3 separate regions of the Homo sapiens genome follow, and all the other regions are linked to region 3. The links are chromatin loops, found by intact Hi-C in ENCODE. Cell type or tissue: HCT116. All regions are shown on one strand. Region 1 overlaps PYGB (glycogen phosphorylase B). Region 2 overlaps NINL (ninein like). Region 3 overlaps ABHD12 (abhydrolase domain containing 12, lysophospholipase).

What was found. Hi-C counts contacts between places; a loop is a spot of excess contacts. Peaks named below come from ENCODE experiments on the same cell type or tissue, not always from the same donor. Only the 100,000 strongest peaks of a DNase experiment are listed, where the experiment ranks them.
Region 1: it touches region 3 in a loop (2.8-fold over the local background); 21 of 110 quality-filtered maps call a loop at or near these places.
Region 2: a loop joins it to region 3, with 4 times the contacts of the local background. A loop is called at or near these places in 2 of 110 quality-filtered maps.

What each region holds. Positions count from the first base shown.
Region 1 is chr20:25,251,178-25,259,177 of GRCh38, reverse strand. All of the region lies in intron 1 of PYGB (glycogen phosphorylase B), which reads right to left. Among named protein-coding and RNA genes, the nearest start is that of PYGB, 7.1 kb to the right of the region's middle. In HCT116, no CTCF peak of the experiment used is centred here; no DNase peak of the experiment used is centred here; H3K4me3 peaks cover 555 bases; H3K27ac peaks cover 1,228 bases.
Region 2 is chr20:25,571,563-25,579,562 of GRCh38, reverse strand. The region is part of intron 1 of NINL (ninein like); the gene reads left to right. Among named protein-coding and RNA genes, the nearest start is that of NINL, 10 kb to the left of the region's middle. RefSeq lists a silencer at 156-450. In HCT116, a CTCF peak has its summit at 4,931; no DNase peak of the experiment used is centred here.
Region 3 is chr20:25,305,618-25,313,617 of GRCh38, reverse strand. ABHD12 (abhydrolase domain containing 12, lysophospholipase) reads left to right here. Exons shown (of 13, transcript NM_001042472.3): 7 at 4,043-4,172; 8 at 5,124-5,161; 9 at 5,573-5,652; 10 at 6,703-6,785. Among named protein-coding and RNA genes, the nearest start is that of PYGB, 62 kb to the right of the region's middle. RefSeq lists enhancers at 3,265-3,384, 3,229-4,428. In HCT116, a CTCF peak has its summit at 3,047; DNase peaks (open chromatin) are centred at 3,107, 3,687, 4,087 and 4,557; H3K4me3 peaks cover 2,127 bases; H3K27ac peaks cover 3,290 bases.

The sequences.
Region 1 (8,000 bases), 54 kb after region 3:
CAGAGATGACACGACCCATGAAGCCAAGCCCCCACTCGGGATTTCATTTATGTCAACCCCATGCACAAAAACTGGGCTTGCTCTGTCAGGCAGCCTGCTGACCGCAGCCCCCAAAAGCAGCCCACCCAGGAGACCCCTCCTCAACACGGCCTTCTCTTCCCTGACCCTCCAGTCCCTGGATGAACACACACTAACTTTCCATGATGTGTGGGGAGGCAGGGCAGGTTGGTGGTTGGGGCCAAGGCACCCAGAACTGGACAGACCCAGGTCTGCACTTAGCTCAGCCTCTTACCAGCCATGTGCCCTTGGGCAAGTTACTTCACATCTCTAACACAGATGTAACACAGGCCATGTCTTCAAGTACTCAATGGAAAGCCCTGAGCACAACTTCTAGCACCCACGTGAAGCACCAATGAACGCAGCACAGACGGCTGAATGGATGCATCCATGTTCCCCAGCAGAAGTCTCTTGGCTGATGCCTGCTGGCTGGCTGGCTTGGGGTTGCCACATGAGCCAGCTCTATGCCAGTGAGGTGCTGTATCAAGGACGGCCACCCATGCAGTGCCTCCTGGGCCCTGAGCGGGGTTCTAGGTGCCCTACTTTCTCTACCGAGTACTTCTCATGGCCATCCACGGGCCTGCAGCGGCCAGGGCTGAATGCTAAGATCAGTGGGCACAACTCCAAGGACTAACAGGATATGTGCACAGCCAACATCTCCCCTGAAATATTTACTAATTGCTTTGGTGGTTTTAACCAGGGGCCAAACACTTTCTGATATTCTTCACTCCAGGAGGAGGAGCTTACTTCCCTGTCTGCCACCTTGAGGGTGGGGTGGATGTAGCGACACCCTGCTGAGGAGCACAGAAAGGAAACGGCAGCAACTTGACAGTGGAGATAGCTGACCACGCTGACCGGCACCATGTAGTGATTCCCTGGAATTCTACATGGGTCGTCGGTGAGGTCCATAAAGTTTTTAATACATAACTTAAGAATACTCTATAAATACCTAAATCTACAAATTGAAAGAACACACACACACAAATGATAGCTCTGTCTTCAATGGCCTGTTTTTACTTTTTTGATCATTTGAATATAGGCTTCTACATTACTGTATAAATTCCAAAGTCCTTTACGTCACAGGAATTACAGCAGCATAATTAATGAGTCCTCATAGCCGCTATAAGTACAACTACTGCTGCTGTCACTCACAGTCAGGCCTCTTGTGGACTTTCATCATGCTGGATTTTATTTACACTACATTTGAACGAACTTAATATTCTATGGGGTTTCCATAGCACCTGCCTCCCCCCTCTGGCAGAGGAAGCCACAGGCACTGTCCAGGCAGGGTTTATTAACCAGTGCGAAATCATACTGAGCCCAACTAGACCCTGGCTATCTGAGAAAATACTGTGGGTCAAGTATTAACAAGAGGTTTTATAAAAAGCTGACAGGCCAGGAACATGACCAGAATGTTTTTACTTTGCCTTTAACTAAAAATGTATATTTTTTTTTAAGAGATGACGGTCTCACTATGTTGCCCAGGCTGGCTGCAAACTCCTGGCCTCAAGTGATCCTCGCGTCTCAGCCTCCCAAGCAGCTGGCACTACAGGTGCATGCCACCACACCTGGCTAAAATGTGGATTTTTAGGTTGTAGTTTGCTCTCTCTGCAAAAGTTCCTAACTTCTACTTAGAACTTTTCTACTGTGGGGAAAAAGTTTACCAGTTATGTCCCAAGAGCTTGATTATCTCTGTTTGTAAGGGACAGGACTGACACGGGAAGTGCTGGGCCTAGACTCGAAGCCTGTGCGTCTCCAATTGTCCAGGTTGCATGCAGACATCGAGGGTTCTGCAGCCTCCTGCTGAAGCACAGCCCCCAAGGCACTGCCCAGGGCCTGCCGGGCCACAGGCTCTGTCCTTGGGGACTGCAATGTGTTTTGCTGCTTTGAGGTTTTTCTGCAACTTGTTTCAATTTAAGAACTTTCATCATTTGCTGAGATGTGTCTATTTTGCTTTTACCTTAATATGGTTCAGAGTGAAAACCATGAAACTGAAAAGAGGCTTGCTGGAGGAGCTGGCCAAGAAAATGCAGACTTGAATGGTACAGGCTGGGGTCTCATCCCAGCTCCCTGCCCTGGCTAGCTGGGTGACCTGGGCAAGTCACTCAGCCTCTGAGAGGACCACATTCACCTGTGGGCTCGCACAGGGCTAGGCTAGGACTCAGGCAAGGCTGGTTCCCCTCACCATACCAGACTTTTCAAGGAGAAATGCAAAGCCTAGAAAGTTGCCAAGTGGCAGTTCTGAAAAAAACCATGTAAAGGCATAGGCTTTGTCCAAGCAACAGCCTAGGGACCTAGCTCTTCCATGACCCCAAATCCTGCTGCTGCAGGACAGCCTCTTTCCACTCACTCCCCTCTGGCTCCTCTTGTGCAACCATGAACAGGGCTTCCCTGCTCAGGGAGCGCTGGTTGGAGAACTGGACTCACCTGCTTCAGCCTGAAAATGCCAACACGATCCCTTAACCTCCCTGCTCAGCAGCTCTGCTCTAAGGAGGCCCTGCCGCCTGGGATTGAACTGGGCCATTGATCTTTCTACCATGGTCCCTTCTTGCAATATGACATAACAAGTGTTAAGTAGCCTAAAGCCAGCCTGTTTTTTGTTTTTGTTTTTGTTTTTTTTTTTTTGAGACAGAGTTTCGCTCTGTTGCCCAGGCTGGAATGCAATGGTGCAATCTTGGCTCACTGCAACCTCCACCTCCTGGGTTCAAGCCAGGCCCTCCACTTTTTTTTTTTTAACAGAGTTTATCACATGCAAAGCCTACACAACCAGGCAAATAATAGAAAAACATAAAGCTCAAAAATAGATGAAAATATGATCAACACGAACAGTACACCAAATACCAATCACCTAAAGACACCTTAGGAGTTAACAGACTCTGAAAAGAGAGTGTAACACCAACTGGCAGAGCCTCATTTTGTTCTTTACAGACAGAGATTCACAGAATTGGGCCTGTGGAGACCACCAATTTTTTCTCCCTTTTCTGAAGGGATTTTTAACTAGAGTCTTCATTTAACGTTAGTGTCTTAATACTCTGGTGGAAAAAGAAAGAACTTTCCCAACATTCAGGGAAACAAAAGAAAGAGCTGGAGCCAGGTGTGATGGCTCATGCCTATAATCCCAGCACTTTGGGAGGCTGAGGCAGGTATATCACTTGAGGTCAGGAGCTCAAGACCAGCCTGGCCAACATGATGAAACCCCGTCTCTACTAAAAATACAAAACTAGCTGGGCGTGGTGGTGCACACCTGTAATCCCACCTATTCGGAAGGCTGAGGCAGGAGAATCGCCTGAACCCGGGAGGCGGAGGTTGCAGTGAGTAGAGATCGCGCCACTGCACTCCAGCCTGGGCAACAAGAGCAAAACTCCACCTCAAAAAAAAAAAAAAGAGTTGGGCGGCTGCTTTCACCAAGATGAAGAGCCTCATTCTACAGGCAGATCTGGTCTGAAACCGGTCCCCTCCTGTCCCCAGGAAAGCACAGCAACTCTCCTTTTGTGTATTCGATTCTGTCGGTGCCAGCATGCCTCAGACCAGCCGCCCTCTACTGGTTCCTACATGGGCACAGAGTGACTCACAGGGCAGAGTGTCCCTCCCTGCCACCCAGGCACTATGGACAGAGCTGGCCCTGATAAGACACAGGAACACAGGCCACTGAGCCAGCCAGAGGCCAGTGGGCACCACGTTCCACCAGCCAGGCCTTGGAGCGGGGGCTCCCAGCCCCTCCAGACACAAAGGGGCCACCTCCCTGGGCTGGACCTGCTGGCTCCTGCTGGTGAGCTGAGCAGTCTCAGATACCATCCAGGGGAACCGAGGTCCTGTGGGAGGAGAGATGTTGAGGGGCCTCCCACCTGCCAGACGCTGAGGTTGGTCTTTGGTTTCCTTGACAGTGTCACAGTGTCCACTCCACTGTGTCTGAGGGGGCTTCTGGGGAGTTGCTCACAGAGCAATCTGATAATCCACTACTGTATCTGCTGTAAGGATGTGAGGATTAGCTAGCACATCTCTCAAGCTCCCAGCCTGTGATGTCACACGGTACTTTCTTAATGAATTAACTGCCAGGGAAACTTGGCTTCCCATGAACAGTGGGCAGGCTTCTCAACGTGGATCGTGGATTTCCTTCTCACTCCAGTACCTACGACTCAAACACAGGTCTGTTTGCTCAATTTTGAAAATGTCAAATGTAAAAGAATTATAGAACTTTAGAACTTATGGGGATCTTAAGAGATCACTTGGTTCTGTAGTAAACAAATTCCTTCTACACTCCATGACACACATTGCCACAAGTCACTGTCTCCCGCCTTCTATGCAATTAAGCTCCACAAAAAGTCTATTCAGTACTAATCCAGAGCCAGAAAGCGATGGGAGCCTTCTCCTTATCACTGACAGAGCCTAATCAACTTACACTAAGTGATCTGGACCGTGTCAAACTATATTTATACCTAGTGAGCTACCAGTCATCGTTTTTAAACACTACTTTAATCTTTCATTTTAACTGTTTGTAGGCCGAGAAATGCCACTTACCTATACCTAAAATTACATGTCATTCCTACTCAAGGTACTGTTGAAGACACTGTTAACCGAACTTCTCTTACTGTCCAATTACCTTTCTAAATCTGTGTTCACTTCTCTTCCCTTCACCGTATCCTAAGAATGCCATTCTGCATGGGTGAGAAAAAGCCAGCTCCTATCTCCTGCGGTTATTTGCTGCATGTCTTAGGATGCTTTGAATTTCCAAATGGCTTAAAGCTTTGATCCGTTTAATAATAATAATAATAAAAGATATAATCTGAAAAGACTTCTAAAGTTCTCCCAATTATTTATTTGTATTTTTTACAATTGTATTATTGCATTTTATTTGTATTTATTAAGCAGGACAGCTGGTGACACTGAAAAGATTTGCAGACAACAGCACTGTGTTGATTAAAATGTCCAGAGTTTAACTGCTCTACTGTGGGTGTGTAGGAGAGCTTCCCTGTTTTTCCGGAGTACTCACTGCCGTTTTTGGGGGTGAAGGGGCAACAAGGCTATGACTCAGTTTTTTTTTTTTTTTTTGAGACAGAGTCTCGCTCCGTTGCCCAGGCTGGAATGCAGTGGCGTGATCTCAGCTCACTGCAACCTGCTCCTCCCAGGTTCAAGCAATCCTCCTGCCTCAGTCCCCCAAGTACCTGGGACTACAGGCGCCCACCACCATGCCTGGCTAATTTTTGTATTTTTAGTAAAGAAGGGGTTTCACCTTGTTGGTCAGGCTGGTTCTTACTTTCAAATGATTCGGAGAAAAATGAACTTACAGCGACAAAATGACCTAACAAGTGTGTTGCAATGTTTAACATCTGGGGAATCCGGATGAAGCGTCAACAGGAATTACAAGAAATCTCTGTATTATTCTTGCAACTTTTTAAGGGTCTGAAATCACATAAAGTTTAAAAGGAAATATGGCTGAGATGTGGAGGTGAGGTCGGTTACCTTATTTTATTTTATTTTATTTTATTTTATTTTATTTAGGCAGAGTTGCCCAGGCTGGAGTGCAATGGCGCAGTCTTGGCTCCCTGGTTCAAGCAATTCTCCTGTCTCAGCCTCCCGAATAGCTGGGACTGCAGATGTCCACCACCACGCCCGGCTAATTTTTGTATTTTTAATAGAGACCAGGTTTCACCATATTGGTCAGGCTGGTCTCGAACTTTTGACCTCAGGTGATCCACCTGCCTCAGCCTCCCAAAGTGCTGGGATTACAGGTGTGAGTCACCACGCCCGGCCATATTTTATAAAGCCACCACGGCCCCTGTGGATTAGTCAGGGTTCTCCAGAGACACAGAACAGTAAGGTATGTGTAGAGAGAGACAGATTTAAGAAATTGGCTCAAGTGATTCTGAAGTGCAAGGCCACAACCTACAGAGTGGGGTGGGCCAGCAGGCTGGAGACCCAGGCAAGCTGCAGCTCTGGTGCAAGGTAGCTGGTGGCAGGGTTTGTTCTGCAAGGCCTTCCCCCATGGGAGGCTGTGAAACTGTGATGTAATGAGATATACTTATTTGTTCTTCCTGGCCTGTGCTCCTAACACCCTTGTAATTTCCTAAGTGATAAGAGCAATAAAAATGAAAGAAGTGTCTTTTGTTATTCATAACAAGTCCCTTTCAACCACGCCTGATGTGGTCACCAAAAGGTGACTTTTGGCAAGCCCCTCAGGGCAGAGGCTGGCTGCCAGGGGAACCAGCTCTAATTAGAGGGTTGGAAGTTTCAGGCCCACCCCTCCCGCCAGCCCCAACCTCCAGTGAAGGGAGAGGGGCTAAAGGCTGAGCTCATCACCAATGGCCAATAATCACACTAGGTAACTGCGGCCTCCATAAAATCCCCAACTGAAGGGGATGGAAGAGCTTCCTTCCAGTTCAGTGAATCCTGGAGGTGCTGGGACAGTGGCACCTGCAGAGGGAATGGAAGCCCCTGCACCCTCCCTCAGACCTGCCCTCTGCATATCTTCTATCTGGCTGTTCCTGGGTTGTATTCCTTGTAAGTAATTGGTAAACGCAAGTGAAGTGTTTCCCTGAGTTTCATGAGCCATTCTGGCAAATCATCAAACCTGAGGAGGCTGTCGGTCAGAGGTCAGAAGGGAGGTCCTGATGTGCAACTGACATCTGGGGTGGAGAAGTCTTGTGGGACTGAGCCTTTAGCCTGTGGGATCCGAGGCTACATCTAGGTAGACAGCATCAGAACGGAACTGAATTGTAAGATGCTCAGTCAGTGTGGGAAACACCACCCCCCGACCCCCCCAGAGGGACATCCACGTTACTATCTAGGCACAACAGCCAAGTTGACACATAAAACCAGCCACCACAGCCTGCAAGGGCAGAGGCCAGGCTGTCTTCTGCAGAAAATGAAGGCACACACTGTAGGCTTCTCCATCTGCTAAAATGACAGCTGAGGCCTACCTTCCAAGTGGCTAGCTGTCAGCAACACAAAACAGCACCCACCATCAGCTACTGGTCAGAGAAAATGACTTTGAGCGATCTGCTGTCAGGGAAGCCTGCCCAGGAGATGCAAGCTCAACTTCACACATAAAAGTGGAAATACATCAGAAAAATTGGGAGTGTTAGGATTCCGGAGGCTGGTACCACAACTGACTAATTAAAACAAATCCCAGAAGTGGGGATCACAGAGCAGAAGGGTCTGCAAAACACTTCTCTAGATCATCTTCTTTAACTCCTGGGTCCAGCCAAACCAAAAGATTAATCGTATTTCATTGTGTTTATCTCATTAGGAATATTTAGGACAGCAGTGTGGGCCCCAAGGTAGAGCTGCTTTTCCTTAATCTGTGTTGTAGTCATGCCAGGAGCTTATGGGAAGAGTCTCAAAAACTGATTGTTACATCCACTGCAGGGGTGCTGCAGGTCAGTGGCTCAGCACATCGACAACACAGCTTCACAAAGGCCCACAGAATAAACCGTGCAACTGTCCTTTCAGGATGTTATAGAAGGGATCCCGTGACTCTCATAACTGGGCATGGGCTGCTTTCACTGCCAGGATCCTGGTCTGTGTTTTGTGTCCTGACCCTCACTGTCCCACCCCAACCCTCACTCTGAGGCCTTCTAATGTGAACCTTTTGTGCTGTATCTAGCATAAGCATCCTCAAATTCTCTCTGGATAGAGATGGAATGTCAATTCAATATGAAATAGAAACATTTTAACTCTAACATTTCAGAATGGCAACAGACTTCGGAAACATCACCAGCTTGATTCCCCTCATTTTAAAGATGAGAAAACTGAGGCCAATAATGGCAAAGAAATCCGCCCAAGCCCACAGTTGCACAGACCGAATGGAAAGGCCAGGATGAAAAGGAGCGTGGAATCACGCACACCCTTTCTTCTCCATGCAGCGCAATCCCAGGCTCTGCAGCTTCAGGTTGGACTCTCCTTGCCACCTTGCCACCACTTCAGAGAATCCATTAAATGTCTTC
Region 2 (8,000 bases), 270 kb before region 3:
GGGACAGGAAGGACAGGCTTTTGGGTGCCTGGTCCGTGGGGGCTGTGTGAGCCTCACCATAAGGTAGCGTGTCACCTGTGCCCAGTCCCCGTGCATGACTTGTGCACTGGTTGTGGCTGCCAGAAATGGAGCTCAGGTCTCCTGGTGTTTTGTTTTTAAATTTTGAATGAGCATTCAGTAGGTGCCAGGCACTGTTCTCAGTGTTTTTGTTAAATTCTTTCACGGAGTACTCATAGCAGGAGGCTGAGCCGGGGTGTACTGTTGCCCCCATCTCACACACAGAGAGTGCGAGGGTCAGAGAGGATAATAACATACTCAGGGTCACATGGAGGTCAGGGGTGCTCCGGTCTGGAGAGGCTCTGCAAATTCCATGTCCCCTGCTGTGCCTCCCAACACAGTGGGGTTTCCAACATCCCTTACTGCCTCCGAGGGACTATATCATTTCTTTACCTTAACAAGAAGATGAGGTATTTTCAGTGCTAGAGAAAAGCTGTGACTTATGTGATCCTGTCTACACATGCTGGTTGAGAAGCAGTATGAGGACTGTTAGCTCAAAGTCCCATTTTTATTTTATTTATTTATGTTTTAGAGACAGGGTTTCACTGTGTTGCCTGGCTTGACTTGAACTCCTGGGTTCAAGCATTCTCCCACCTCAGCCTCCCAAGTAGCTGGGACTACAGGCATGTGCATGACTCCATTTAATTTAATTTAATTTAATTTTGCTTGAGCTTTACTGCTTGATCAAATTCCTTTTTTTTTTTTTTTTTTTGGAGATGGAGTCTCGCTCTGTCACCCAGGCTAGAGTGGTAGTGGGCGATCTCCGCTCACTGCAAGCTCCACCTCCCAGGTTCACGCCATTCTCCTGCCTCAGCCTCCTGAGTAGCTGGGACTACATGCGCCCGCCACCATGCCCGGCTAATTTTTTCTATTTTTAGTAGAGACGGGGTTTCACCGTGTTAGCCAGGATGGTCTCGGTCTCCTGACCTCATGATCCACCTGCCTCAGCCTCCCAAAGTGCTGGGATTACAGGTATGAACCACTGCGCCCAGCTAATCAAATTCCATTTTTAAGCAAGAGTATTAAGGACTTAATGAATTGTGCTTTGCTTTTTGTGGCTTTGTGTGCGTGTGTGCGCCCATGGAAATAACATTTCAGGGCCGGGCGAGGTGGCTTATACCTGTAATCGCAGCACTTTGGGAGATTGAGGCGGGCAGATCACTTGAGGTCAGGAATTTGAGACCAGCCTGACCAACATGGTGAATCCCCGTCTCTACCAAAAATAGAAAAATTAGCCAGGTGTGGTGGGGCACACCTGTAATCCCAGCTACGCCAGAGGCTGACATGGAAGAATCGCTTGATCCTGGGAGGCGGAGGTTGCAGTGAGCCAAGATTGCGCTACTGCACTCCATGGGCGCCAGAGTGAGATTCCGTCTAAAAAAAAAAAAAATCACGCCTGTAATCCCAGCACTTTGGGAGGCCGAGGCAGGCAGATCACCTGAGGTTGAGAGTTCAAGACCAGCCTGACCAACGTGGAAAAACCCCATCTCTACTAAAAATACAAAATTAGCCAGGTGTGGTGGTACATGCCTGTAATCCCAGCTACTCCATAGGCTGAGGCAGGAGAATCTCTTGAACCTGCGAGGTGGAGATTGCAGTGAGCCGAGATCGCGCCATTGCATTCCAGCCTGGGCAACGAGAGTGAAACTCCATCTCAAAAAAAAAAAAAAGAAAAGAAAAGAAAATATTTCAGAAAAATGAGTCTGTTCCTGGGACTAGGACAGTAGTAAGCCCCGAGCTTCTGCTGGCCCCACACAAAGAGGGGTGGTGGGCTCCCCCGCCAGGATGGACCTCACAGGAGCTCTATTCACAAAGAGGACCTCCAGGTTCCCCTTAGAGTCATGGGTGGTGTCAGACCCTAAACATGAGAACCAGCATCAGTCAATATAGTGCAATATTCACTAACTTGGAGTTTTCGTTTCAAGGGCATAGGAATGTAGTAAACAGCTATTAATTATTTAAAAATCAACAGGGAGAGTCTGCTCGGTGCAGATTTTGAGTAGGTTGTCCCAACCCCAGGGAGAGCTCCTTGTATCTGGAAGGCCTCTGCCTGTCCTGTACTCAAGTGACCTGAGGAGGGATGTGCTGGACTGTCCGGCCACGTGGCCTTGGGACTTCCAGCCATGCTCGGGAGGAGGACAAAACCAGGCAGGCAGAAGTGGGTAGCGTGCCAGGTCTCCAACACAGGAGAGGCGGCAGGGCCTTGAACAGACTTGGGGACGCGTGTCTCCATGTGGACCAGTGAGTAAAACTGAGTACCCACGGTCCTGGGATGACCAGCAGGGACTCCAGAGGGCGGGCTGCAGCCCGGCCAGTTAGCTCCCTGCTTCAGGCAACGTTGTCACTGCTCTCCAAGGCCCCAAATGAAGGTAAGTGACAGGCTGAGATTTTCCCCAACTCTGGGTAGGGACAGAAACGTGGATGCCCAATTTCGGAACCCCACAATCTACATTAATGGCCTGTACTGATTTCTGGTACGGTTCCTCAGGAAACTGTGTCAAGCAGGATGTTTGCAGGGGCAGGTCTGAAGTGGACACAGTCCACAGCCTGCATAGTTCAAGACCAGCCAGGCCTTGCTCTGTGGCAAAAGTTTTAAACTGTACTTGATAGTGTACACTGTTGCACAGCTTTAAAGCGAAGCAATTCTTGATACATTTTAAATTCTTACTGAATTTTTATTATTTCCAACTGTGCACATAAAGTAAGACTCTTATCATTGTAGACTTTCACCACTTAAAATTCTCAGGCTGGCACGGTGGCACATGCATGTAATCCCAGAACTTTGGGAGGCTGAGGTGAGAGGATCTCTTGAGTTCAGGAGTTCGAGACCAACCTGGGCAATGTACTGAAACCCCATCTCTACCAAAAAAAAATGAAAAATTAGCTAGGCACAGTGGCATGTGCCTGTGGTTCAAGCTACTTGAGAAGCTGAGGTAGGAGGATCACTTGAGCACGGGAAGTGGAGGCTACAGTGAGTGGGGATGCACCACCGCACTCCAGCCTGGGTAACAGAGCAAGATCTTGTCTCAAAAAAGTAAAATAAAATAAAAATGAATAAACTTCTCATAATTCAAACTCACATAAAGGTGACTACCCTGCTGCAGTCACCATGCTAACCAAGCGATTGCAGTTACTGTCACCAGTTATGAGACATCTGTGCCCCCCATGAGATGTGCCAAGGACACACCTGACCCAGGTGTTCCTGCCACCCTTGAATCTAATTGTGCAGACACCAGACAGACTCTGGGACATTCTACATAACGCCCTGCCTGTGTCTACTCCAAAGACTTCAAAGTTCAGAAACAGAGACTGAGAAAATGGTCTGGTTTAAAGGGACAGGAAAACCGTGTACAGTGCTTGTCTCTGAATTGGAAACTGGACTGGGGTGAAAAAGATAGCTGTAAAGGACATTGTTGGCACCATGGACAGAATTTGATCTGAATGGTGGATTGTATAAATGTCAAATTTCCCTAGTTTGTTGTACTGTGACTGTCTCCTTGAGCTTAGTGAATACATTTTGAACTATTTAGGGATACAGGGGCACAAAGTCTGATACCCGATTTCAAATGGAGAAGGAGAGGAGCAGGGGTAGATAGATGATATGGAGGGAGGGAGGAAGTGAGGGAGAGAAAATGACAAAATGGTTGTGGTAAAGGGGAAAAGTGGAAACAGGTGGTGAAGCCAGCCGAGTGAGGGAGTATTGGAGAATTTTTTGTACTATTCTTACAAGTTTTTTTTTTTGTTGTTTTGTGTTTTTTTTGAGACTGAGTACTTGCTCTGTCGCCCAGGCTGGATGGCGCGATCTCGGCTCACTGCAACCTTTGCCTCCTGGGTTCCAACAATTCTCCTGCCTCAGCCTCCTGAGTAACTGGGATTACAGGCCCACGCCACCATGCCCAGCTAATTTTTTACTTTTTAGTAGAGACGGGGTTTCACCATGTTGGCCGAGCTGGTCTCGAATTCCTGACCTCATGATCCATCCACCTTGCCCTCCCAAAGTGCTGGGATTACAGGCGCAAGCCACCACACCTGGCCTATTCTTTTTTTTTTTTTTTTTTTGAGACGGAGTCTCGCTCTGTTGCCCAGGCTGGAGTGTAGTGGCGCAATCTCGGCTCACTGCAAGCTCCGCCTTCTGGGTTCATGCCATTCTCCTGCCTCAACCTCTGGAGTAGCTGGGACTACAGGCGCCTGCCACCACGCCCAGCTAATTTTTGTATTTTTAGTAGAGACGGGGTTTCACCATGTTAGCCAGGATGGTCTCGATCTCCTGACCTCATGATCCGCCCGCCTCGGCCTCCCAAAGTGCTGGGATTACAGGTGTGAGCCACCGCACCTGGCCTATTCTTTTAAATTTTCTATACATTTGAAAGTTTTTCAGAATAACAAGTTAAAAAGCTAGTCCTATATTCACTGCCATCTAAAGACCTCCAACCAATAAAAAGTTTACTATATTTCATCTATTCTAAGATAAACCTTTTTTTTTCTTTGCTTGATAGTATTTTTGACTTGGGGGTACATTTAAAAACTGATGCCATCTTAGCACTGGGTCACATTTTGACAGCAGTTTTTCGTCATCATTTGTCTTAGAATTAGTGGCATCTCAAATTTGATGAAATACTGTATTTTTCTCTGGCTCTGTTATGTGAGGAGGTGGGAAAAAAGAAGACTCCTAGGAGCTTTGCATGTGACATTTTTTCAGCCCCTCATGCCCACATCTACACTCAAGGATTCCACCCCCATACCATGTAGCTACATTAAACTCAACATATTCCAGACTGGATTTCTGTCTGCACCTCTATCTACCATGCCAATCTGTGCTTCCTCTGTTTCCTCCCTCAAGGAACAGAAACCTGATATTTAGCCACCGATGGCCCCAGAAGGTCCAACAGGAGGAGCTCCAGGACCTGTCTAGGAGGGGAGATGTGGACACTTCCTGTAAAGTGGGGCATGCATGAGGAGGAGGTGGCCTGGATCCTTCCCTTTCTGGGTAAAGGGTGGAAGCGGTGTGGATTCTTTACTTCGTGTGTTCTGATAGCCATGTGTCACTGTGTACTTGTTCTTTGGGTCTTCACATCTCCTCCTGTTGCATTTTAAAGCATTTCAATGGCATTTTTATGCCTAATAAAGCATTCTCCTAGAAAAAAAAAAAAGACGGTGGTGGGCACAAGGCCCTTGCCCAGCCATGCCATGGCACAGACACTAGCTTTGTTTCTTGAAATGACTTTGGGATCCAGATGTCTGTGCTTCATTTTCTCCATTGTCAAGTGAGAATAGTTTTCCTGAGTCAGTTGAGATAATGGACAAGGGAATTTAAGGTGCCATAAAGCTCTAAAATTCTGTGATTTAAAATAGGGGACTTTTGAAACAGTCATTTATACTAGAATCATTCAAATAACAGATACACTTTAGGCAAACAGCTCTGAGCGCAGACGTCAGTGAAGGGCAGGGGTGTGGCTGGTTTCTCTGCTTCCTGACTCCCCACACTCCTTCCCAGGTTTCTTTCCCTTATTGGTTCCTGTTTCTGGGTGATTTTTACACTGGATGCTTGCAGGGAATTCATTCCTGACCACCAGGAACAGGTGTGCTGTATGGAACAGGCTATGGCCTGATGCTCCAGGCTCTTGTCTGCTCCAGGGTCCCTAGTCACCGCCATGTTGGAAACTTTTCAGGTCTCCTCAGACCTTGAACTCTATGTGTGTCAGACTTAGAAATGGTTCCATGCAAAGTCTTTTTAGTTGACTCAGGGGAAACTGCATCAGCCCAGGATTGTAACATTTTATTTTAGTTTATTTTGTTTGGCATGGACTTCAAGTAGTTGCAATAGCAAAATATGGTAATTTTCCCATCAATGGGCTCCTCAGATTGCTGTGTTTTATCTACATTTAGGTTGACAGGCAATTCTGAATCCTCTTTTAGGGCCTTTGAATTGTTGGTGTTGACACTGACCTTCACAGCAGGCTCATTCTTTAGAAATAGAAACCCCAAATGTTCAGGCCTCTGTCAGAGTCTGTGCACTTTAGGATACGTGTAGAGAGCGTAGAAGAGCATCAGTGTTGTGTGTTATGCCTCTAGGCTCCTAATCGCATGGCTGGAATTTCAGATATGAAAGTTGGAATAATCATGAGAAAAGGGGTAGACTGTTCTTAGGATTTTTCAGCATAGATTTTATAGGCTATGTTATTTTATTCTTTAATTTTTTTTTTTTTTTGAGATGGAGTTTTGCTCTTGGCGCCCAGGCTGGAGTGCAGTGGTGTGATCTCGGCTCACTGCAGCCTCCGCCTCCCAGGTTCAAGCAATTCTCCTGCCTCAGCCTCCCGAGTAGCTGGCACTACAGGCATGTGCCACCATGCCCAGCTAATTTTTGTATTTTTAGTAGAGACAGGGTTTCACCATGTTGGCCAGGCTGGTCTGGAACTTCAGACCTCAGGTGATCCGCCCGCCTCGGCCTCCCAAAGTGCTGAGATTACAGGTGTGAGCCACCACGCCTGGCCTATTCTTTTATTTCTTTATAGTCAACATGAAACTAGAAAGGTTACACCCAGGTTCTGGGGAAGAGAAAGTGTCTCAGTTTTATAACAGATGGATAGAATGGACCGGGACGTGGAATGTTTGGTTGAAGTATTGCTTTTTTGTTCTGGGGAGGAAGCAAGTTAATATTCTTTCCTTATAATTCAGTTTACTAATACAGATTCTTACATGACACTAGGGCTTTTCAGGTTGATTTAGAGCTGGAAGAGACATTTTCCGTGTATTTTGGATATCAAATTCCTGTACTTATTTCATGGAAAAACTTTTAGAAAACTATCAAAACTACCTTATATGCTTGTGTGCTGTTAGTAGGTATGGGGCAGTATGTAAAGGTTTGTGTTCCAACTCTGGCGTTATCACTCACTGTGAGTTCACTTAGCAGATCTGTGACCTTGGGCAAATTGCTTAGCCTCTTCTGTGGCTCAATTTCCTCACCTGTAAAATGGGTAATAATAGTGCCTTCTTCAGAAGGATAAATTCCAAAGTGCCTAGGAATGTGTCCAGTACATGATGAGCACTCAAGAAATACAAGTTTTATATCACCAAAAGATAATTACAAAAGCAAGCACCGTAGTGAGGGGTCAGTGGTAGAGACACCTCTCCAGTGGCTCTGACAGCTCAGAGAGTGGGCCCCAGCACTGCACTCCCAGGGAGGGAGTGTTAAGAAAATCTCCTGGGGCCGTTTTTTTTCCCCTCAACCTTTAAGGTCACTTGACTGAAACAAAAATAAATTGCAACAATTGTCTCATTAAAAAAAAAAAACTACTCAGAATGGCAAAATGTGCAAACACTTCAAAAAAGTATAAACTTAGGCAACTTAAAGGAACAGACTGTATTACTAAGATGCTGTGGTGACCCTGCAGGGTCTGTCCTCATGTCCTCCTGTGTCTGCACATGCGTTCTGCAGAGTTGAAAGCTGTGTGTGCTAGGCTTCTGCTGAGTTCTCTTGGTTAGTGTTTTTATAGACAGGTGTCTGCATGTTGACACAGTACATGGCCTGTTAGCTTCAGTGCTGTTGAAAATATATACCGTGATGTGTTTCCCTTTTGTTAGGATTTTGATTTTTTGCTGAGCTAAAGCAACCTTTTTTTTTTTTTTTTTTTTTTTTTTCAGACAGAGTCTCACTCTCTTGACCAGGCTGGAGTGCAGTGGTGTGATCTTGGTTCACTGCAACCTTTGCCTCCCAGGATTCAAGCAATTCTCCTGCCTCAGCCTCCTGAGTAACTGGGATTACAGGCGTGTGCCACTATGCCCAGCTAATTTTGTATTTTTAGTAGAGACAGAGTTTCACCATGCTGGCCACACTGGTCTGAAATTCCTGACTTCAAGTGATCCACCTGCCTCAGCCTCCCAAAGTACTGGGATTCCAGGTGTGAGCCACTGTGTCCAGCCTAAAGCAACTTTTAAATAGCATT
Region 3 (8,000 bases):
TTTTATTTTATTTTATTTTATTTTATTTTATTTTATTTTTATTGATCATTCTTGGGTGTTCCTCTGAGGGGGATTTGGCAGGGTCATAGGACAATAGTGGAGGGAAGGTCAGCAGATAAACAAGTGAACAAAGGTCTCTGGTTTTCCTAGGCAGAGGACCCTGCGGCCTTCCGCAGTGTTTGTGTCCCTGGGTACTTGAGATTAGGGAGTGGTGATGACTCTTAATGAGCATGCTGCCTTCAAGCATCTGTTTAACAAAGCACATCTTGCACCGCCCTTAATCCATTTAACCCTGAGTGGACACAGCACATGTTTCAGAGAGCACCAGGTTGGGGGTAAGGTCATAGATCAACAGCATCCCAAGGCAGAAGAATTTTTCTTAGTACAGAACAAAATGGAGTCTCCTATGTCTACTTCTTTCTACACAGACACAGCAACAATCTGATTTCTCTATCTTTTCCCCACATTTCCCCCTTTTCTATTCGACAAAACCGCCATCGTCATCATGGCCCGTTCTCAATGAGCTGTTGGGTACACCTCCCAGACGGGGTGGCAGCCGGGCAGAGGGGCTCCTCACTTCCCAGAAGGGGCAGCCGGGCAGAGGCGCCCCCCACCTCCCAGACGGGGTGGCTGGCCGGTCGGGGGCTGGCCCCCACCTCCCTCCCGGATGGGGCGGGTGGAGACGCTCCTCACTTCCCAGATGGGGCGGCTGCCGGGCGGAGGGGCTCCGCACTTCTCAGACGGGGCGGCTGCCGGGCGGAGACGCTCCTCACCTCCCAGACGGGGTCGCGGCCGGGCAGAGGCGCTCCTCACATCCCAGACGGGGCGGCGGGGCAGAGGCGCTCCCCACATCTCAGACGATGGGCGGCCGGGCAGAGACGCTTCTCACTTCCTAGATGGGATGGCGGCCGGGAAGAGGCGCTCCTCACTTCCCAGACTGGGCAGCCAGGCAGAGGGGCTCCTCACATCCCAGACGATGGGCGGCCAGGCGGAGACGCTCCTCACTTCCCAGACGGGGTGGCGGCCGGGCAGAGGCTGCAATCTCGGCACTTTGGGAGGCCAAAGCAGGCGGCTGGGAGGTGGAGGTTGTAGTGAGCCGAGATCACGCCACTGCACTCCAGCCTGGGCAACATTGAGCACTGAGTGAACGAGACTCCGTCTGCAATCCCGGCACCTGTGGAGGCCGATGCTGGCAGATCACTCGCGGTTAGGAGCTGAAGACCAGCCTGGCCAACACAGCGAAACCCCGTCTCCACCAAAAAAATACGAAAACCAGTCAGGCATGGCAGCGCGCTGCTGCAATCACAGGCACTCGGCAGGCTGAGGCAGGAGAATCAGGCAGGGAGGTTGCAGTGAGCCGAGATGGCGGCAGTACAGTCCAGCTTCGGCTTGGCATCAGAGAGAGACCGTGGAAAGAGAGGGAGAGGGAGACCGTGGGGAGAGGGAGAGCTATTTTATTTTTTTTAAGAGAGGGTTTCGCCATGTTGCCCAGGCTGGTCTTGAACTACTGGGTTCAAGCAGTCTGCCCACCTTGGCCTCCCGAAGTGTTGGGATTACAGGTGTGAGTGAGCCATTGCAACTGACTGCGAGACTGTTTTAAAGTGTATTCTGGCTGGGCACGGTGGCTCACGCCTGTAATCCCAGCACTTTGGGAGGCTGAGGTGGGCAGATTGCTTGAAACCAGGAGTTCGAGATAAGCCTGGGCAGCGTGGCAAAACCCCGCCTCTACTAAAAATACAAAAAAAAGTAGCTGAGCCTGGTGGCAGGTGCCTGTAATCCCAGCTACTCAGGAGGCTGAGGTGGGAGGAAAGCTTGAGCCCAGGAGGCGGAGGTTGCAGTGAGCCAAGATCATGCCACCGCACTCCAGCCTGAGTGACAGAGCGAGACCCTGTCTCAAAAATTTCAAAAAGTGTATTCCACCATGTAGTCCTCAGCTGGAGAGATTAAAGAGTTGATGGCAACGTGGCTGGCTGCCTTCACCTTCTTGTGGGGGCAGGTGGCGTGTCTATCCTCAGACCAAGAGGAGATATGGGAGGGACAAAGGAGAGAGGCTGTCACCTGGATGTGGGGGTTGTGTTAATTCTCTCTTGCTGCTATAACATGTTACCACAAACAGTGCTTTAAACCAGCACACATGTAGCGTCTTGCAGTTCTGGAGGTCAGAAATTCAGAATCTGCAGCCCCCAGGCTGGAATCAGGGTGGGAGCAGGGCTCTCAGGGAGAATGCCTGGCTGCCCTTTCCAGCCACCTGTGTTCCTTGGCTCACAGCCCTTCTGTGATTGAGTCCCAGGTCATCTGGCTCTGACCCTGACTCCTCTCCCTTTTTCTCTGATGAGGACCCTTGTGGTTATTTTGGGCCCACCCAGCTTGTCCAGGATCACCCCCATCTCAAGGCAAGCAGTTAGTAGCTTTCATTCCTTCCATACCTTTCATTCCCCAGCCATGTGACCCAACGCGTTCACAAGTTCCAGGGATTAGGTCATGGACACTTTTGGGGGCCACCATGCTGCCAACCACAGGGAAGAAAGTTCCATCAGGATGACAGTTGTGGGCTGGGAAAAACTCCAGAATGAGGAGCAAGGAAGTGGTTTGCCCTCTCCTTCTCTCCATGTTGACACTGGTTCTCTTCTGCTGCATGCTAGAGACCTTAGGAGAGGGAGAATGAGTGGCTTCTTCCCATTCATCTCCCCGCACTTCTGTCAGGAAATGAAATCCCACGCAGCACTTTCTGTTTCAGTTCTCGTGGAGTCTACGTTTCTAATTGGCACCAAGACTGCCAGCTCCATCTCCGACTGTCCCTCTGTCTCTCTCACTGCATCTGCCTCTTTGTCCGCATCCTTCTGCCTCCTGTCCCTGTCTCTGTGCCTGTCTGTCTGTCCCTGTCAGTCTTCTTGCCTGTCTCTGTGCCTCTCTGTTCCTGTCTCTCAGTCTTCCTGTCTGTCTCTGTCTCCTGTCCCTGTCTCTGTTCTTTTCTTTCTGTCTCATGTCCCCATACCCCTGCCTCCCAGCCTGGCCCTAGCCCTCTGCATGGCCTCCTCCCTCCTCTAGTGTCTGAGTCGGGAAACAGCAAGTTCTGCACTAACTGTTTGCTTACACTGCACAACCTGCTCTTTCTGACCTTTGTGGTGCTTTCAGATCATCTGATGATGACTCACTGCTGGGCTGCTGGAAAGATAATTGCACTCCACCTTTGCTGGAGACTGGGGGAGGGACCCTTGGGAGGTTGTAATTTTGGGGGGCAGAGATGGTAGTGTTTTCTGTTATGGAAACAAGATGCTAATTAGACCCTAAGGGGAAACAGCCCCTTTCCCCTTCCTGGGTCATGGTTGCCTTGAACCCAGAAATGCCCTCCCTGTTCTGGGAGCCTCCGGACTCCACTCCCTGTCCTGCCCCTGACCAAGCCTTCGGCGTTGAGGAGGTTGGTGTCCAGCCAGCGGCCCCGGGGGCTGCTCATCTGACCACGCCATCTGCACTGCTGCTCGTCAGGGCTCGGAGTGGGACACATGGATGCTGCTGGGGGATGGGGGAGAAGTGTAGAGCTGAGGATGGTGGTGGCAGAGGCTTTCACTGCCTTAGACCTCACTAGCTTGCCTGTTAAGAAAGAGAGAGGGAGAAGTGAGCTCACTCCCCTGCCCAAGAGGGTGGGGCAAGTCCCAGCCCTGGCCTGAGGATGCCGGTGCCAGCTCTGAAGCTCTGTGATCTGTTCTGTTAACTCAGCTTGCTGTTAGTTGCCATTCAAATGTGCAGCTCACCAACTTAGAGTGACCCTGTGAGGGGATGTCTGGTTTGTGCAGTCAGCAGGGGCAGGGCAGGGTTGCTGCTGGGCTGCCTTCCCCAGGGCTGGTGGGGATGTGGGGTTGTGCCCGTTCTCCCCACTGCTTGCTCTGCCCAGTGGCCTGGGTGGGTCTGTGGACTCTGGAAGGGTGGGCCAAGCGGGCCCCTCCCTGTCTCCTCCTGGCCCTGGGCCCCCTTGGGGAGGTGTGTTTGTCCAGGTTTTGTGAGCTGCCTTTGACCTCCCCGTCCTGCCGTTTCTCCCTCCCAGGTTGGGGTGACTCAGTGGGAACGCCATCTGAGCGGGGCATGACCTATGACGCACTCCACGTTTTTGACTGGATCAAAGCAAGAAGTGGTGACAACCCCGTGTACATCTGGGGCCACTCTCTGGGCACTGGGTAAGGGACCCCAGCAGGAGGCAGCCTTTAGTGGGAGTCAGTATTCCTGGTGACTCCCATGCCTGGATCTAGAGAGTCCACCATCCCTGCAAACCCTGTGGCACCATTAGTCCCGACCAGCCTCGCTCCCATCCCCATGGCAGAGGCAGGAGGGGAAGTTACAAAGAGACTCCAAAGGATCTGAGCTCCTCGTCCAGGAAGTGGCTCAGGACAGACATAGGCAGTGGAGGTCGAGGGGTCTCCCTAGGGAGACTTGGCTCTGAGGAAGAAGCGTCTTCAGAGCTGAGGGAGGGCACAGTGGGTGGTTTGCTTCTCACAGAGGCCAGGACAGGAGGTACTTCCACACTCCCTTTGTGGGCAGCCTGAGTCATCTCTGCTGATGCGAGGTCCACGTCTCTGCGGGAACCTCTGCTCTCAGGGCCCCAGTCCCCAGACCTTCACTGCCATTCCCTTTCTGCTGCCTTTCCCTTCGGGGCAGCCCTTCTCCCAACACCTGAATGGCCTCTTGTAGGCTGGGAAGCATCAGGAGAGGAGTGGGTGGGGGGCACCAGCCATCCCTTTGGCCGTCTGCGTGGTCCACCAGGTGTGGTCCTGGGATGGCAAGAGGCCCTGGGTGTGGTGGGCTCCAGGAGAGGTGCAGGCAGACGCTGGCCACCCCCAGCCGACAGGCGGCCCGGCCAATGGGAGTGTACGGGCAGTGAGAGGCAGCAGGACACACCTCGGGGACAAGCTGACTGGCTGTGGGTACAGCCCTCATTGCAGGGGTCAGCTGATGGTGGGGCAGCCAGGTCACCCCCAGTGCTAGAGGGATCTCCATTTCCCCCACTCTGTCCTGAAACTCCAGTAGCTTCACAGACCCCATGGCTCCTCTGAGCACTTTCCAGCATAAGGCCCATATCATCTCAAACAATTTTATCATAACTCAACTAAGCTGTTTTTCTTTTTTCCTAGCGTGGCGACAAATCTGGTGCGGCGCCTCTGTGAGCGAGGTGAGTGCCTTGTTGGGCCCCAGCCGTGGCAGTGAGCATTCAGGGTGCTCCCCAGTCCCGGCCCTGCTGCAAGTGCTCAGCGTCCTCATGGAGCAGCATGAGCTGCACATTCTGGGGGGCCCGGGGCTGACCAGCCACCCTTCCCATGATACACCTGAGGAGCTGGGGAGCCTCACACACACAGGTCTGGCCCCAGAGCCGCATCAGCAAGTCTGCTTTTTAGGAGTGACCAGAGCCATCTCTGTTCCCCTGGCGGGCACCCCTGGTGCTATCTGAGGCCTGCCGAGGTGGTTGCCTGGTGGGAGGCGCTGTGGTCTCCTTGTGCTTTCTGGGGGCCCCTCAGAGCCCCACAGGCCACATGTATGTCGCTGGCTTCCTGCCTACCTCTCAGTTCCCTGTTTGTTTATCTAGAGACGCCTCCAGATGCCCTTATATTGGAATCTCCATTCACTAATATCCGCGAAGAAGCTAAGAGCCATCCATTTTCAGTGGCAAGTACAGATTTTATTAAAAATTAACTTTTCATTATTAAGATAAATTATAGAAATAACTAATTACAGGATACATTATAATAATTATTAAAAATTGTTATTTAAATATTCTAATGAATACAGATTTCATTAAAAATTAATACTAGTTTTGGCCACAGAGCTGCCCAAGAAGTATAACCTGCAGCCAGGTGAAATGACAGGTCATAATTGGGTCATTTGAGGGCAGCTGGACACAGTGGAGGCCGGGCTCACGTGGTGTCATCGACTGCATTGTATTGACAGCCCTGCCTTCCTGTTCAGGAGTGGAGCTGGGGGTGCCCCCCTCTCTGTGTATGAGACAGTGCTTGGGGGGCTGGACTGTGTGGACCAGGGAGTCTGGCCTTCCAGTTTTATCTTGGGGAAAGGCCCAGGTGAACCCCAGTGGGAATTCTGGGTAAGCCAGGCCCCACCCAACCTGTGCCCTCCCCAGCTGGGAATGGAACCTTGGACCTTCCCTTAAAACCTAGCCAGTTATTTTCCCCTCCTTCTCACTCTGGTTTGTGATCCCTGTGCTCCCCACTGGCCATGGATTCTCGGGCCTGTGTCAGCCCATGCTGGCCTCATGCTGTTCTGTTACCAACCAGAAGAGCCTTTTATCTTATCTTACTTTTTGGTGCTGCTTTTCTTAAATTGTGTGAGGAAACTGTCCATAGACCCCACTTTCTCAGGGGTGGCGGCCCTGGTGTCTGCGGGAAGACTGGTTTCTGGGGTGGATTCTGGCCTGGCTGGGAGGTGCGGGAGCCCCATTTGCAGGGCAGCCCCTGCCATGCCAGTCTGTGGGGCCTGGCGGGTGATTCTTCTGTTCCTAGCAGCAAAGCCAGGACACGGCCAGGGCAGAAGGTGCCAGGGCACAGCTCTGGTGGCCCCTTGGCAATGTCACCCCTGCTCCCTTAGGTAGGGTAGTTATGGGCAACGCCTTATAGATTTCTGAACTTAAACTGTCTGCACCCTTGACCTGTGCCTGGATATCTTAACCAACGCTTCTGAAAATGGTTTCCATCTTGTCTCCAGATATATCGATACTTCCCTGGGTTTGACTGGTTCTTCCTTGATCCTATTACAAGTAGTGGAATTAAATTTGCAAATGATGAAAAGTGAGTATTATGGGACAGGAACTAATTTTCCTATTTAGAAAAACTCTGAGAACCTCTGGATGAGCCTCTTTAGTCACAGTAATCAAATAGGATGGAATTCAGTGTATTTAGGGTCATTCTCTAGCAAACAGGTCTTTAAAAAGGGAAAGCCTGCTAGGGACCGTGGTTCACACCTGTAATCCCAGCACTTTGGGAAGCTGAGGAAGGCAGATCGCTTGATCCTAGGAGTTTGAGACCAGCCTGGGCAACATAGCAGGGCCCTGTCTCTACAAAAAATCCAAAAATTGACCAGGTATGGTGGCATCGTGTACCTGTGGTCCCAGCTACATGGGAGGCTGAGTTAGGAGGATCACCTGAGCCTGGGGAGGTCAAGACTGCAGTGAACCGTGATTGCACCACTGCACTCCAGCCTGGGTGACAGAGTGAGACCTTGTCTCAAAACAAAACAAAAAAAATTGTGGGCCAGGGGGCAAGTAAAGAACTGTAACAGAAAGAAATAAGAAATCTGAAAAGATTATAGAAGTAAAGCAATATTAAAATAACATAGTTTTTGTCCATAGAGTTGTTTTATTTCAAAATGGTTTGTGAAAACCAAAACACATATTAAAACAGTGATATTAACTGGTTGATTTTTCTTCTTTTTTTTTTTTTTGTTTTTGTTTTTTTGAGACGGAGTCTTGCTCTGTCACCCAGGTTGTAGTGCAGTGGCGTGATCTCAGCTCACTGCAACCTCTGCCTCCTGGATTCAAGTGATTATCCCACCTCAGCCTCCCGAGTACCTGGGATTACAGGTACCCGCCATCATGCCCCACTAATTTTTTTGTATTTTTGTAGAGACGGGGTTTCACCATGTTGGCCGGGCTGGTCTCGAACTCCTGATCTCGGGTGATCTGCTCGCCTTGGCCTCCCAAAGTGCTGGGATTACAGGCGTGAGCCACTGAGCCCTGCTGATACTGACTTAATCAGAAAATGACTTTGCCTCAGCCATTTGATTTGTGTTTGGTTATAGAAATATATTACAAAGTTTATTGTTAAAAATCTATTAGGTAAACCAAAAGTTAAGTATTCTAGTTAAGGGTTCTTTTTTTAAACCTTTTTCAGATTGTATTGATATTGTCTTTGTGACATTTTTATATCATGAATTTTGATTTCTTTAAAAAAAGAGGGAAGTAGGCTGGGCGTGGTGGCTCATGCCTGTAATCCCAGCACTTTGGG